Regions from separate parts of the Homo sapiens genome. Here region 2 is linked to region 1. The links are chromatin loops, found by intact Hi-C in ENCODE. Cell type or tissue: Caco-2. All regions are shown on one strand. Links, peaks and the distances in the headings refer to the core of each region. The heading gives the core; the rest is flanking DNA.

Evidence for each region. Peaks named below come from ENCODE experiments on the same cell type or tissue, not always from the same donor. Only the 100,000 strongest peaks of a DNase experiment are listed, where the experiment ranks them.
Region 2: it touches region 1 in a loop (2.9-fold over the local background); 6 of 110 quality-filtered maps call a loop at or near these places.

What each region holds. Positions count from the first base shown.
Region 1 is chr9:137,443,798-137,446,693 of GRCh38, reverse strand. No RefSeq gene overlaps it. Among named protein-coding and RNA genes, the nearest start is that of ENTPD8, 3.9 kb to the right of the region's middle. In Caco-2, for the core only: a CTCF peak has its summit at 1,255 (motif pointing right); a DNase peak (open chromatin) is centred at 1,233.
Region 2 is chr9:137,589,088-137,591,983 of GRCh38, reverse strand. ZMYND19 (zinc finger MYND-type containing 19) reads left to right here and starts at 1,472. Exons shown (of 6, transcript NM_138462.3): 1 at 1,472-1,771. The coding sequence starts at 1,721. LOC124902318 (a long non-coding RNA gene) reads left to right here. Exons shown (of 3, transcript XR_007061885.1): 3 at 876-945. RefSeq lists silencers at 927-996, 1,187-1,576, 1,857-1,966, 2,017-2,066 and an enhancer at 2,337-2,386. In Caco-2, for the core only: no CTCF peak of the experiment used is centred there; DNase peaks (open chromatin) are centred at 722 and 1,403; H3K4me3 peaks cover 2,343 bases.

The DNA of each region.
Region 1 (2,896 bases), core at 142-2,641:
TTTCAATTTGAGAGGGTTTTGATCTGTCGCGCAGGCTGGGGCTCACCGCTGTCTTGACCTCCTGGGCTCAAGCGATTCTCCCACCCGCTCAGCCTCCGGAGTAGCTGGGACTACAGGCATCACCACGCCTGGCTAATTCTTTTATGTTTTGTAGAGACAGGGTCTCACTCTGTTGCCCAGGCTAGTCTCAAACTCCTGGCCTCGAGCAATCCTCCTGCCTCCTCAGCCTGTTACAGCTTTTTTTTTTAAGGTAATCTGGTAACAGCTCTTAAAAGTAGTGTGACTGATGAGTGCACAAGCCCGTCCAGCCCCAGCCGCCCCCTGGCACCTTTTCTGAGGGTGTCTACTGCCCCGCTGTGCTGTGCCCGCTAATCTGGGTGTGGCCCGATCGCACAATGGCTTTTCTGGAAGGATCCGATGCTCACGAGGCTTATTGCTAAGGAGGAAGATGCAACAGGTCCAGCTGTTCCAAGTGACTGGGTCACGCTTCACATCGATGTGCAATGTCTCCTGCCACCTGCCTGGATGCACTCTCGTGACTACCTGGCAGGCTGGGAACAGCACGGGGGAGGCCCCCGCCTGCCCCAGCGACCTGCCTGCCCTGCTCTCAAGTGCAGACCCCCAGGTCTGCACTTCCACGCTCACTACACAACCCCAAGTGGCCCCCCGGGTGGCCCCGTGGCCGGATGTGCACCCAGCAGAGCAGCCACCCTTGAGACCTGGGGTGTGGTCTGGGGGCTGTGTGGAGACCTCCCGCCAGGGTGCAGGAGTGTCTAAGGGCAAGCAGAGGTGTGATTCCTGTCTGTAAGGTAAAACCCCCGTGAGCAGGAATCAATAATGTAGACATGATCGGAATGGTGGAGGGAGCTGTGGCGGTCACACCCTTGCTGTTAGCATTGCCTCTGTGGGGGCAGGAGACAGCAAACATAAAACCTGTCCCTGAAAGGGGCAAGATGGCCCCGATGGCTCCCTGCACCTGTCCTGGTGCCTGCAGGCAGGCGGGTCAGCTCCCCTCCCGCTGCCAAATCTCCCACGTCTCTGTGCGCTCTGTCACCCCTGCTTTCTGGCCTGAGGGCTGGGAAGGGAGGTCTGGGGAGCCCAGGAGCTGAGAAGTACCCAAAAACCACCCCCAACGCCCCCCAACCCTCAGGCGTGCCTGTGAGTGTGTCTGTGTGTCTCACTCTGACTCACCCAGACAACTGACTTCAGCAGCCAACCTTGGTCATTCCCAGAACCACCACTGGGGGGCATACGTGTGGCTAGACTGGGGGCGCCCGAATATCTGTCTCTACAAAAAGTAAAAAAAAAATTAATGGGGTGTGGTGGTGGTGCGTGCCTGTGGTGTCAGCTGCTTGGGACGCTGGGGCAGGAGGATCACTTGAGCCCGAGAATTCAAGGCTACAGTGAGTTAAGATTACGCCACTGCACTCCATCCTGGGTGACAGAGCAAGACCTTGTCTCAAGAAAAAATTTTTAAATGAGTAAAATTTTAAAAAACAGATTTTGTCAGTCTTTCTGTCATTTCAACGCCTTCTCAACCTTGGTGTCTGCTGATGGCCTCTTCCCTGCTGGTCAGGATTCTCACAGTTCTTTGGGTGTGGAGGAATTCTGGTTTGTAATTTTTTTTTTTTTCTTAGAGTCTCTTTCTGTTGCCCAGGCTGGAGTGCAGTGGCACAATCTCGTCTGACTGCAACCTCCACCTTCCGGGTTCAAGTAATTCTCCTGCTTCAGACTCCCAAGTAGCTGGGATTACAGGCACCCACCACCACGCTTGGCTAATTTTTCGTATTTTTAGTAGAGACAGGGGTTTCACCATGTTGACCAGGCTGGTCTCGAACTCCTGACTTCAGGTGATCCACGTGCCTTGGCCTCCCAAAGTGCTGGGATGACAGGCATGAGCCACCACGCCTGGCCTGGTTTGTAATGTTTTGAATCTTACTTAATATGAGACTCGGAGTCTTCCTTTTATCCTATGGTGAACATTGCTGTTTTAGTTTCAGCCTCAGTGGCTATTGGTCCAAGGTCAGTTTTTCTCCAAGATTTTGGGGCACCCTCTGGTCTAGTCACACGTATGCCCCCCAGTGGTGGTTCTGGAATGACCAGGCTGGTCCTGAACTCCTGGCCTCAAGTGATCCTCCTGCCTTGGCCTCCCAAAGTGCTGGGATGACAGGTGTGAGCCACCATGCCCGGCCTGAAGACTTTAAAGTAGCTATTATAGCGGTGCCTAACTGAGCCATCGTGAGCACTTAAAATGTCAGAAGAGAAAGTCTCAGCAAAGGCTGGGCCCAGTGGCTCACGCCTGTCATCCTAGCACATTGGGAGGCCGAGGCGGATGGATCACTTGAGCACAGAAGTTTGAGAGAAGCTTGGGCAACATGGTGAAACCCTGTTTCTACTAAAAACAAAAACAAAAACAAAAATCAGCCGGGCACAGTGGTGCATGCCTGTGGTCCCAGCTACTTGGGAGGCTAAGGAGGGAGGATTGCTTGAGCCAGGGAGTTCACAGCTGCAGTGAGCTATGATCCTGCCACTGGGCCCGGTGGCTCACGCCTGTAATCCCAGCATTTTGGGAGGCCGAGGTGGGCGGATCACCTGCGTTCAGGAGTTCGAGACCAGCCTGGCCAACCTGGTGAAACCCTGTCTCTATTAAAAATACAAAAAAATTAGCCGGGTGTGGTGGCGCATGCCTGTAATCCCAGCTACTGGGGAGGCTGAGGCAGGAGAATCACCTGAACCTGGGAGGCAGAGGTTGCCGTGAGCCTACGTTGTGCCACTGTACTTCAGCCTGGGCAACAGAGTGAGACTTCGTCTCAAAAAAAAAAAATTTATATATATGTATATGTTTTAACTGAATAAAATGAAAATACAACATATCAAAAATTGAGAGAGATAGCTA
Region 2 (2,896 bases), core at 220-2,719, 150 kb before region 1:
CCCGCCACCACGCCCGGCTTTTTTTTTTGTATTTTTAGTAGAGGTGGGGTTTCACCGTGTTAGCCAGGATGGTCTCCAGCTCCTGACCTCGTGATCTGCCCGCCTCGGCCTCCCAAAGTGCTAGGATTACAGGCATGAGCCACCGCGCGCGGTCGGACAGGCATGTTTTGAGCAAGGCCCAGCCTGAACCCCAATGTGTGTCTCAGGCAGGCCAGGACTCATCAGCCCCTTCAGTCCTCTAGGGTGTCTGGGGTACTGGCAAGTACCAGGGGACCCAGAGATGGAACGTCTGGGCTCACTCATGTACACCCTTTGCAGGCTGGGGCACGGTGGCTCATGCCTGTAATCCCAGCACTTTGGGAGGCCGAGGTGGGCCGATCACCTCAGGTTGGGAGTTCGAGACCATCCTGGCCAATATGGAAAAACCTCACTTCTACTAAAAATACAAAAATTAGCCGGACATGGTGGCGCGTGCCTGTAGTCCCAGCTACTCGGGAGGCTGAGGCAGGAGAGTCGCTTGAACCCGAGAGGCAGAGGCTGCAGTGAGCCGAGATCGTGCCACTGCACTCTAGCCTGGGTGACAGAGCAAAACTCTGACTCAAAAAAAAAAAAAAAAAAAGCAAGAAAAGAAAACGGAACCCAGCAAGCCAGAAAGGAGCCTGTGCAGCTCCTCAGGTGCAGGAGTCGCCCTTGAGGCAGGGTGAGGCCTCCTCACGGGCGACTGGACACCGGCGGAGCAGGACGCAGGACCTAGCCCCGTTCGCTCCAGGCTGCAGGGGAGCCACGCTGCCCACCACGGCGTACCCAGTCCCTCCCTGAGCGGGTCTCGGCTTTCCCGCGGAGCCTAATGGGCCTCACTGGAGTTCCGTTTCCAGACGCCTTGGACCAGGCTGCTCTGGAGGTCAGCCGCCCCCGAGGCTGAAGAGCCGGCGGCTCGGAGAAGGCTGCGCGGGAGGCCGCGCCCTCCGGGTCGCGTGGGCCGGGCGTCCGCTGTCTCTCCAGAAACACCCGCGTCCCGCGGCAACGGCCTCTTCCTAGCCCGCCTCGCCCGCTCCCCGCCCGCCCAGAGGGCCCCGCACGAGCTCCGTCCACCTCCTCCTTCCGCGCTCGGGGCCAGGACGGCGGCGGGAAACAGCTTACGGAGGCTACCGCAAGGGAGGCGAAAAGCAGCCAGCTCGCAGAGCTCCACGGACCCGGCGCGAGTCCCCAGCCACACTCCGCACTGCCCCTCTAGGCGCGGCGCCGCTGCCCGCACAAAGCTTCCCGCGAAACTGACGTCGGCGCGCGCAGGCACCGCCCCCGGCCTCGCCCCTCCCCCGCGCTCGCCCCGCTCCCCAGAGCGCCGGCGCACTCGCCCTCCTCCTATTGGTTGTTGCGGGGCGGCGCGCGCCGGTCGGCGCCGTGCGCGCCTAGCCATTGGCCGAGCGGCGGCGGGCCGGGGGGTGTGTCCGGGGCTGCGCCCCGCCCCTCCGCTCCGCTCGCTGTGGTGCGCGCGGTGGCGGTGGCGGCGGCGGCGGCGGCGCGTGGCAGGTCCGGCGGGCGCGAGGCGGCGGCGGAGGCCCGAGCCCGGCCCAGCCTCGTCCCGCCCGGAGCCCGCCTGGCTGCTACCCCGACCCCGGCTCCGGTCCCGTCCTGTCCCGGCGCGCCGCGGCCTCGCCCCGGCCCCCGCTCGGCGCCTCCCGAGGGAGCGGCGCTGCCGGCCGAGAGCGCAGGCCCGGCCATGACCGACTTCAAATTGGGTATCGTGCGGCTCGGCCGGGTGGCCGGGAAGGTGAGCGGCGCGGAGCCCGCGACCCGGCCCGTCTCGCCCGTCCAGGCCTCCGCGCGGGGCCGGGGGCGGTTGTGCGGGCGGCGGCCGGGGCGGGGGCGCGGAGCCCGGGATGGGCCCCAGCGGGGCGGGGGACGCTGCGCGGGCCCGGCTGCTGGCCCCGCGCGGGTGCAGCTTCCTCTCGCAGGCCGGCGGGCACGCACCCCTCGGCTCTGGGGTGCACCTGGCCACCCTCGGCCCTGCCCTGCCGGAGGTGGAGGCCACGGCCCTGTCCCGAGCCGGGTGCGGAGATGCGTGGCTCGAGCCCGAGCCGCGTTCTCCCGGAGCCCTCCCAGTGGTGTCGGCGATCCGGGGCCTAGCGCGGCGTCCGGGCTGCCAGTGCGGCCACACGGTTTAAACACAGCGCCCTTTCCGAGGCAGCGCCACTTCCACACCTCTCGCCGAGGCGGGTCTGGTGTGGGCTCTTCTGTGCCTCCCAGTTCTCAGCAGGGCTTCAGGCTCGTTTTAACGCTGCCAGGGGTTGGCCACGTTAGGCTGAGCCTCAGACTCGGAGCAGAGAGGAAGAAGCCTGGGCCCTGATGCTGCAGACTCAGGGCCTTCCTCGACTTCTCTTCTTACTTGGCCCCCACGCTCCACGTTTGAGGCTGGGGATTCCATGGCACCTGTGGGCATTGAGGCTTGGCGGTTTCTCGGAGCCACCTGTGCAGCTGCACCAGCCAGGGTCCTTACCCGGATGGGAGCCCTGTTCCCGTCACCAGCGGCTGCGGCTTTTGGTGGGAGAGAGGAGCCGAGGCAGTGTCAGGCGGCGTCAGGTAAAACAGGTTCAGATCCCAGAAGAAAAACTGCCAAGAGGGAGACTGGCCCGTTCTGGGACCTGTTCCTGTTTCCTGCCCCTGCTGCAAGAGCATAGGCAGGGCCTGCTGGGGAGGAGGCTTTTTTCCACCAGGGAAGGGTGGGCTCTCCAGTCAGGTCGGAGACCAGAGACCCCTTCTAACTCCACCCATGATGGCATTGTCATCCCTTACAGCTTTTCTTTGGAACATTTCAGATGGACAAAAAGCTAAAAAGGGTAATCAGTGAGTAGCTCAGCTTAATAAACACACCCTAATCAAAACCTTCTGGCTCTTC